Linked DNA regions of Homo sapiens: region 1 is linked to region 2. The links are chromatin contacts, found by Hi-C or POLR2A ChIA-PET in ENCODE. All regions are on one chromosome and are shown on one strand. The core of a region is the stretch at or near the end of the contact, and the rest is flanking DNA. Distances in the headings are between cores, read along the strand shown.

Region 1 (5,136 bases), core at 2,637-5,136, 2.0 Mb before region 2:
GTACAGTAAGGGCACACACATTTAATTAAAATTTTTTTTTATTATTTTAATTTTAATTTAATTTTATTTTTTTTTGTAGAGACAGGCTGGTCTGGAACTCCTGGCCTCAGTCTCTCAAAGTGCTAGGATTACAGATGTGAGCCACCACACATTTTAATTTAAAAAAAAAAAAGAAAGAGTGTAGAATTCTAAATTAACCCTTATTGAAAGATAATTATTCATAATAATGGGACACGATTTATAGTGGGACAGACAACAATATCACAGCGGGTAATATTACGGGTACCTTAAAGCAAGGAGTGCTTTTGCCTTAAAATTCATTGTGTTTCTATTTGGTGGATGTGGGCAGTGGGAGTTTAAGAATACGTTTAATCTATAGGAAAGCTATCAATACTGATATGAGTTTTTAAAACGTTTATATGCCTATTAAAGGTAGTAAGCCAAAAAGCACTGAGAAAATGTGTGATTTTAGAAGAAACAGAGAACTTGGGAAAATGCTGCAGCAGCTGGGGCATGACCCTTAGTCTTAGGAACTAGCTGTGCTATCTGAGAAAAAGCTTTCCCTTTTTAGCTCCTTCCCTGTCTGTCTGCTCTTGAGCCTATGAGCGTCTGTGCTGCCCTGAACATCTGCTTCGTAAGAGCCCCTTGCATTTCTTCCAACACACATTTCAGTTGGCCAGCAAGAACGGCCTTACAATGAAATGAAATTCTCATAATTTTACCTCAAAATGAAATTTTACCTCGAAATGAAATTTCAAGAGATGCCAAAACTCCCACTTCCACCCCATTTGTTCTAGAAAAGAAATATCCATTACACATTTATTTCTCGGAGTGAGTCCTGTCCAGAAGCCGGTATTGGAAACGCAGACATCCCTGTGCAAGAAGACACGCAACCATAAACACTTGAGTGTGAACGCTTCCGTCAGGGTGCGCTCTGCGGTCCTCCTGCTCGAGGGAAGGAGGGAGACTGGTGGCCTTTCAAAGGAAAGGATGCAAGGGCTGAATGGTTGCTAGGACGCCCCTGGGAAGAAACAGCTGGGATCAGCAGGAAGGCACCAGACGCTTGGCAGGAAACGACCGGCGAGAGATGGGGGAGCAAAGGCTCAGGGGCAGAACAGCAGAAGTGTTGACTCAGTGCAGGGCTGGTCCTGGCTGTCCCCAAGAGGTGACCCCTATCTTTCCATGGACTCTCTGCAGTTTCTGACTACCCCACTTCATGTAAATCCTGAGCATTTGGTGACTGAGGGCACTGTCCTCACCGTGGGGTGGACCGGGATAGGGGGGCAACCCATGGGCTCCTTGGCTGCCTCCGTGATCTCCCTGGCCCAGGGCCAGTTGTTCCTGCCGAGAGGCATAAATCAGCAGTTGTAACCTGTTGCAATGAAGGTAGAATCCACAGTTGTTTTTCCTGTAGCCCCCAGCTGGGCTTTTGCTTAATTAGGCTCAGAGGAGCCCGTGAATGATTGCGTTTGCCGAAACGCGTCACCAGAACACGCTGTTCTGATTTGGCTGCATCTGAGATTTTATGTTTGAATATTTTGCCGCCTGGCTTAAGCCAACAATATTTAAAATATTCTTCTTTAACTTGCATCTGCAATGAATGCATGGTCATATTCCTACAACCAAGTCCGGTAAGAGATGTTCCACATTCAATCCAGGTCCAGGTCTTTCAGTCTAGTCCAGGGTGGGTAGATTAGGGAGGCAGGGTAGAATACAGGGACAGTGGCAGAGGTGGGGACAACAGAGAAACCCCCAAAGAAAGGCCATCATCTAAAGGAGGTGACTGCCTGAGGTCAGGAGTTCGAGACCAGCCTGGCCAACATGACGAAACTCCATCTCTACTAAAAATACAAAAATTAGCCGGGCGTGGTGGCGCACGCCTTCAATCCTACCTACTGGGGAGGTTGAGACACGAGAATCACTTGAACCCAGGAGGCAGAGGTTGCAGTGAGCTGAGATCACGCCACTGCACTCCAGCCTAGGTGACAGCGCGAGACTCCACCTCAAAAAAATAAATAAAAATAGAAAATAAAAAAGGTGACTGGAGGGTCCCTGTGAGTGAGGCTGGGGCCCGTGAGAGTAGAGCTCAGTTCTTGGAGACTGAAGACTCATGGGAGGAACTCAGCAGGCAGAGGCCTCAGGGCGCTGCTGGGACTCTCAAACCACATTCTGCTACAGCCAGCTGCACCTGGAGGGGAAAGAGAAGTCCATTCAAATAATCAGAGATGTCCTGGGCTCATCGGGACCACTCAGCTGTTGCCTGTCCTAAGAGTACTTAGAAGAACTTGCAGTGAAATTTCCAAATAGAAGGGGGGGGGGGCGTAATTAATTATCCATCCCTTTGGGATATTGGAAAAATGCCCTCGGGTTATCCATTACCCTCTGTTAATCAGGACGGACTAGAATTCCATGATAATAAACAAGGCCCCAGATCTCACTGGTTTAAAACAGCAAATGGGCTGGGCGCGGTGGCTCATGCCTGTAATCCCAGCACTTTGGGAGGCCGAGGTGGGCAGATCACCTGAGGTCAGGAGTTCAAGACCAGCCTGACCAACATGGTGAAACCCCATCTCTACTAAAAATAAAAATAAAAAAAAATTAGCTGGGTGTGGTGCCAGATTCCTGTAGTCCCAGCTACTCGGGAGGCTGAGGCAGGAGAATCACCTGAACCCAGGAGGCAGAGTTTGCAGTGAGCCGAGATCACGCCATTGCACTCCAGCCTGGGTGACAAGAGTAAAACTCTGTCCCCCTCCCCCAAAAAAAATTAAAAAATTAAATAAAACAGCAAATGTCTGTTTCTCATTCATGCCACATGGCCATCACAGGTTAGCTGGTGTGTGCTCTGGTGAGGCACCAAGGTCCTCCCCATTCCTCCCTCCCCCCAGCCCCTGGCAACTGCTAACCTACCTTCTGTCTCTATGGATTTGCCTATTCTGGACATTGCATATAAATGGAATCATAATATGTGGCTTTTTGTGCCTGGCTCCTTTCCCTGAGCAGGGTGTTTTCAAGGTTCATTCATGTCATAACATGTCTCAACACTTCATTCCTTTTTAATGGCTGAATAATACTCCATTGTTTGAATATACCACATTTTGTTTATCCATTCATCATTTAATGGCCATTTGAATTATTCCACTTTTTTTGTCTATAATGAATAATGCTGCTGCTATGAGCAGCTTTTGTGGCATTCCATATGTTTTTGTATGTTGTATTTTCATTTTCCTTCATCTGTAAGTATTTTCAAATTTCCCTTGTGATTTTTTTTCTTTGATTCATTGGTTATTAGGAATGTATTGTTTAATTCCACATATTTGGGATTTTCTCAACTCTCTCTGCTATTGATTTTGAATTTAATGTGAAACTTTTCACAGTTGTTGATTTTGTACAAACCTACCAAGAAGTAGACATTGTGGACAATTCCACGTGACCCCCATATTGACCACCGATAGTTTCTAAGTGCTTTATGAACTTGCAGACTTGTGTTTTATTCTTCTTTCTTTTCTTTTTCTTTTTAAGAAACATATGATGCAGATACATGGGTGGGCTTATTAGTTCCTTATTTGTGTTAGAATAATGACCATCCCCAAAAGATGTCCATATCCCAGGGCCTGGAACCTGTGAATCTGTTACCTTAGATGGCAAAGGGACTTTGCAGATGTGATTGAGTTAAGGAACTTGATATGGGGAGGTTATCCCAGATTATTCAGTGGGACCCAGTGTAATCACAAGGGTCCTGATAAGAGACTGGCAGGACAGTCAGGGTGAGAAAGGAGATGCAGAGGCAAAATCAGAGGCTGTAGTGACGAGCTCTGAGGATGGAGGAGGGGGCTACCAGCTAACGAACGTAGGCGGCCTTTAGAAGCTGCAAAAGGTAAAGAAATAGCTTCTCCTTTAGAGCCTCAAGAAGGAATGAAGCTCTGCCAACAGTTTGATTTTAGCCCCAAACTCTGATCTTCAAAATTGTAAGTAAATAAATTTGTGTTATTTTAAAAGCCGCTAAATTTCTGGTAATGTGACAATAGAAAACAAATACACCAAGGAATGAATGATTTCATTTTGCAGTTTTTTTTATAATTCTAGCAGTTTGGCAAAAGAGAGTAAGGGCTAAACACCTGGCTTATGGAGTCAGATGACCTGAATCCAAACTCTGGTGAGAAGCTCTATGAATTGGGCATATTACTTAACTTGCTTAGGTTTCAATGTACATTTTTGGAAAAATGAATCCATCTCGTAAGATTGTTGTAAGGATTAAATGAGTTACTGCAGTAATACTGGTACAACAGTGTCTGGCTCACAGTAAACACTCAACAAATTTTAGTTGATTTATAGAACATGTTGTTGCACATTTCAGCAAATACTAGAGCTAGGAAGTAGAATTGTGTTGAGAATTCTGCATTGCTGTGTCCGGATTGCTGCTGTCACAGCCATATTAATTGCTTACAAATCAGAGAATGAGCATTCTGAGCAGCACGTGGTCCCAGGCTGTAGGTGTCTGCAGCGCTCAGGAAAAGCCCCGATGCTCCCCAGCAGCTGCACCTGCTCCCTTGGGAAGGAGTCTCTTTTTTGTTCCTCTTTCAGTTTCTGAAGAGAACAGAACATTTGCGCCATCTGGTTTGGGTCGTTATTTTAACCCAGTTTCATTTCCGTTTATAAAGGTATTAAATACTCCAGGCTATATTTGAAACAGTTTCAGGATCAGCATGACTGTAGTGTTCCTGGCTTAACCCTGAGAGGTTGCTGTTCCCAGTGACTATCTAGGCTGAAGCCCATGTAGGATTTGAAGAGACTGATCCAGGCTTTATGAGTGGCTGCGACCATGCTGTATGTGTGTATGTGTGTGTGTACACCGCCTAAGTGTGTTCATTTCAGCCACAGCAAGAGTTATGTTACAAGGATAGCATAGACAGCCCTGCCTATTGCAAGAGTAATGCATCAGGTGTGAAACAGATCTTTAATGCTGTGTGAAGCAGGCTCTTTTAAGGTCAGCCAGACTTTCTGGGGAAAAAGAAACTATTGCCTAACCCTTCAGGTCATGGAGACTTATGTTTTTGTGTTTTTCTCGCAGTTTTACAGTTTTAGCACCTACATTTAAGTCTTTGATCCCTTTTGTGTTCATTTTTATGGATAGTGAGA
Region 2 (4,379 bases), core at 1,122-3,621:
CTCTATATTGTATACATAGTATGTAATTGTGTATATATTATATATAAGTGTATAATATAACAGGGTCCTTCTCTAGACTGAATTAACTGATCTTGATATAGCTCGAACAGGGTCAAAAGACTGCTTAAAAAGTCTTGCATTTTACAGGTGAAGAAATGAGGCTAACAGAGGTGAAGTGACAATAATGACAGTGACCAGTGACAGTCTCCAAATTTCTAGCCTAAGTCTTTTCCTCTATGGAACAACACTACTTTTGTTGGCTTGGCAGGCCTGCTGTGAAGCAGATTTCCTTTTAAACACAAAATTCGTTATTCTATTTGGAATGGTAAAATTTTACACTATAAACTACTATAATATGATGGTAGTATGTTGGAAAAATATTTCTAGTCTGAGGATTTATAGAATCAGATAAATCTATTATATAAAAGTCACTATTCTAGATACTTGGGTAATAAAAAAAAATAGGCTTCATATCTGCTAAAGAGACCATTGTGTAAAGGTAGGCCACATGAAGAGATAACAGAAGATAGCTTTTGCAAATTCAAAACTAAGGTGTGTAGCTAATAAGTGCTACAGGAGTTCTGGAAGAGAAACCACTTCAGGTAGTTTTCTAAGCTAAGACACGGCTGGGAACAATGCCAGGAAGAGGTTTAAGATGTTATGTCTGTGCGGCCTTGAATGTAATATTTTTCATAGATTTGAACAAGAGAAAATTTCAAGGAGGACAAGGGAGTGAGCCCACACTGAGATCACGGGCTGTGCGTAAAGATGGAACAGATGGATGTACTCAATAGGTGAGAGAGATAATGAGAGCTATGTTGTAATAAGATATATGTGACTGGTGTTTAAGATGGTTGAAAGATGACTGAAAACATCATGCAAAAATCACAGTCGGGCAACAAGAACTTTGCCTAAAGTAGGACCAGTAGGGAAGAAGGAAAAGGATATAAGCAAGAAGTCACAGACGCCTACAATTCTTTAAATAGGAGGGGTAACTGTTAGTGCAAATCAAGAAATAAGAAGGAACAAGCTTTGAAAGAAAATTCTAAGTTACATTTTAGATATACTGAGTGTGAGGCGGTGGAAGAACATGCAAATGAAAATATTCTGCTGGTAGTTGGAAATGTTGGACAAAAACCTGAAAGAGGCTGGAGGCTAGATTTAGACTGGAGAGTCAGATACAGAGATAAAAATCGAAGCTATGGGAGTGAATGAGATGACTGGGAGAGAAAATTTGGACAAAAAGAACATGGTCCAAGGATCTAACTTTGGAGGAAAGCCAAGGGAAGGAAAATTCTGCAAAAGGAATAGTTAGAAGGAAAGAAACAAAGCAAAAGCCAAGGGAAGAAAAAAATGTTAATTACAGCAAAGAGGTTAAGGAGGGTATGAAAAAAGCCACGGATTTAGTGATTACAAGTTTAATGAGGATCTCAAGTGTGCTATTTCAGTGGAGTAAAGACAGAGGCAAATTACAGGGGCTGAAGAGTGAATACAGAAGAATAGTGGGTGCAGACTATTTATAAAGACAAATAATCTATAAAAAGTAATTGCCTAAGGTTTGCAGGAGAGTTGCTACTTCTTGCAGGAAGGACCACCACTGCCCTTCTGTAGCTATGTGTGTTTTATACACGAGATGTGGTAATAATTCATCTTTCTGCTTTGAGTTTATTTTTTAAAGTAATGGAGATTGGCTCTGTTTCATCATCTACTCTATTGTCCAGTCTGTCCTGGGCAGTATGTGTGATGTGGTTGGCCTTAAGAGTGGATGACTGTAGAAGATATTTCCATATAGCATGAAAGTAGAAGCACCTGAGCGATTGTGGACTCCTAATTTTACTCTTAATTTTAAGAACAGTGATCTACCTACATTCTCAGAGCTAATATGAACAGCCTAGGCTAGACCCCAGCAGTCTGGTTCAGTTAGCTTCATCAGTTAAAATATGGCGTAAGTAAGGCCAATACTTTACGGCCACATAGTTTCTAAGGGAATAAAGGATTATGTGCAGTGGGAGTTAGGAAAGAAGCAGCTAGGAGTTCTCCTGGGATTCTTACCCGATGTCTTTCTTGAAACTGTTTTTCCACTTAGTTCCAACAGAAATGAGCCAAGATAATGAGAAGGGGTATCTTTCATTCTCTCCTTCAGCTGGGGACCCAAGAGGTAAAGGTAGAAGTCTTTATATGTAAATACAGAAATAGAAAACAAATAGGGTATACTGATGACAGCCATGTTCACAAAAGCCCCAGCTCACCAACACTAAAATCTTAGTTTCATTTTGAATGTGCAGGTTTGGGGTCTAAATGTAGACAGCATCTAAAAAAGGAATGATGAACATGCGGAAGTTCAACTGGACTCAAGAATCTTGAGTCTTGTCACAATGCTGCATAAAACCAGAGGACTAAACAGGCCCTCTGAGATCATTCACCCATCCTCTTCAGTTTTCTCATAAGGAAACTTAATGGGTGGTGGTGAAAAATAGAAGAAAAATTTAAGGTCTTACTTTGTGCTAGAGTTCTATATGTTATTTAATCAACTCTATGAAGTACTTATTATCTCAATTACTTTGTGCTAGAGCTTTATACATGTTATCTTAATCAACTCTATGAAGTACTTATTATCTCAATTTTAGAGAAGGAGGAAACTAGGACTGACCAAGTTTAAGAAACTTGTCCAAAGGTACCTTGTTAATCAGTGGCTTAACAGACCTGATGACTCTGTTCTGCTCAGCTGTTGTGACACTGTCCAGATGAAGATAACCCATATAAAACCTTTAGCACATGTTCTGAGACACACTAGGTGCTCAGTATATGTTAGTGACCTAAGTTAACAGTAGACCTAAGTTTAAAACCAAAGTCTCCTGAGTCCCAGGCTAGCAGTATTCACTAAATTGCCAATACTTTTATAGAGGAGGAAACCATAAAAACGGTTGAGAGATTAGCTGCCTTATAGCCTTTTTATAACAAGACATGGGGTAGGTAAAAAGATAATAAAATAGTTCCAGTTGTGTAAGTTTAGAAGAGTTTTTTTCTTTCTTTCTTTTTTTTTTTTTTTAAAGACAGGGTCTTGCTCTGTTGTCCAGGCTGGAGTGCCATGGCACAATCTCAGCTCACTGCAACCTCTGCCTCCTGGATTCAAGTGATTCTCATGCCTCAGCCTCCCGAGTGTGCCATCACGCCTGGCTAATTTTTGTAATGTTAGTAGAGATGGGGTTTTACCATGTTGGCCAGGCTGGTCTCGAATTCCTGGTCTCAAGTGATCTGCCTGCCTTGGCCTCCCAAAGTGCTGGAATTACAGGTATGAGCCACCCTGCCTGGCCAACAGCAACTATTTGTATAACTTTCTACAAACGGCGTAACTGAGGCACAGATTGGTTAGCGTCTTTTCTTTCTATAGAACATCTAGAATTTATAAACGTAACTGAGTTATGTAAAGGTAAAGAGAAAGATGTTTCTCTTATGTATAGAAAAGGAGTGTTAGGTTACTTGTTCTCCCCTTTCAAGTGAAAAACTGCTTGGAATTTAGAAATAAATTAGAGCTTAGGAATAATCATTACTTTTTTTGGTCTAGGCATTATTATCTACTTTTACCTGGAACAATAACAAGCAATTGGAAATTAGACTAGGGAAGCCATACTACAGGCAAAGAGAAAACAAAATCTAAGCTCTCTGCTGCCCTCTACACGAGATATTGTGAAATGCAATTGTCAACCTGTTTTTCAACTTTGTAATTATATTTGTAACGACATTACATAGATGACTACATAAACAATCTCTTAATTTGTGGAAAAATATGACCAGTAAAATCTGTATTTTCAGTCTTTGTACAGCCTTCATGTCTTATATTACTAAATTAAACATATATTTTAAAATGATACAAGTATATGAAAAAGATTCCACAATTCACAAGAAATATTTTAAGAACTTTTTCTAAATATAAGAAAACTACATTCCATTTTAAAACTCTAGAATTCAAGATTACAAGCATATACTCTGTATCTCACTAAAAATAGGTTAGTTAAAAATAAAATTTTAAATCTTACTAAAAAGGAAGTATTAATTGAAAAGTGGAACTTTTGAAAAACCATAGTTCCAAAATATCTAGTAATAACTTAAAAACAAAAAGAGTTACATTTGAACTGGATAAGTACGAAAGAAATTAGTAATGAAGTTATATGTGATTTGAATCTCCAAGTTTAGTACTAAGAATTTGGTTTGGGGAAAAAACATCAGTTTAGACCAATTAAGTATTATTAGACACACTTTAAATAAAATAGTCTCATAGGCTAATAAGTTTGGTATTGTCAAAACAATGGTTCTTTTGTGCGATGACAACACAAATAGCCAATCAAATGGGGTATCAGCACTGTTAGTGGTGACTTTTT

The links. A loop is a pair of places that touch in the nucleus more often than their neighbours do. ChIA-PET counts read pairs that join two places held with the same protein, here RNA polymerase II (POLR2A). Pooled maps may share reads with other maps.
Region 1: a pooled map shows a loop between it and region 2 (7-fold over the local background). The contact joins the promoter of LINC02642 here to the enhancer-like site in region 2. A Hi-C loop is called at or near these places in 2 of 37 single-sample maps with no recorded cell type and 4 of 50 pooled maps. POLR2A ChIA-PET finds 5 or more read pairs at or near these places in 1 of 52 experiments (activated B cell).

What each region holds. Positions count from the first base shown.
Region 1 is chr10:7,471,599-7,476,734 of GRCh38, reverse strand. It overlaps LINC02642 (long intergenic non-protein coding RNA 2642), which reads left to right and starts at 3,886. Exons shown (of 4, transcript NR_184109.1): 1 at 3,886-3,965. RefSeq lists enhancers at 4,438-4,537, 4,548-4,747.
Region 2 is chr10:5,441,548-5,445,926 of GRCh38, reverse strand. All of the region lies in intron 3 of NET1 (neuroepithelial cell transforming 1), which reads right to left. Among named protein-coding and RNA genes, the nearest start is that of NET1, 31 kb to the right of the region's middle. RefSeq lists an enhancer at 3,504-3,673. Within about 2 kb of position 2,371, at least 3 of the 41 ENCODE cell types and tissues checked have a DNase peak (open chromatin) inside an H3K27ac peak, as active enhancers do.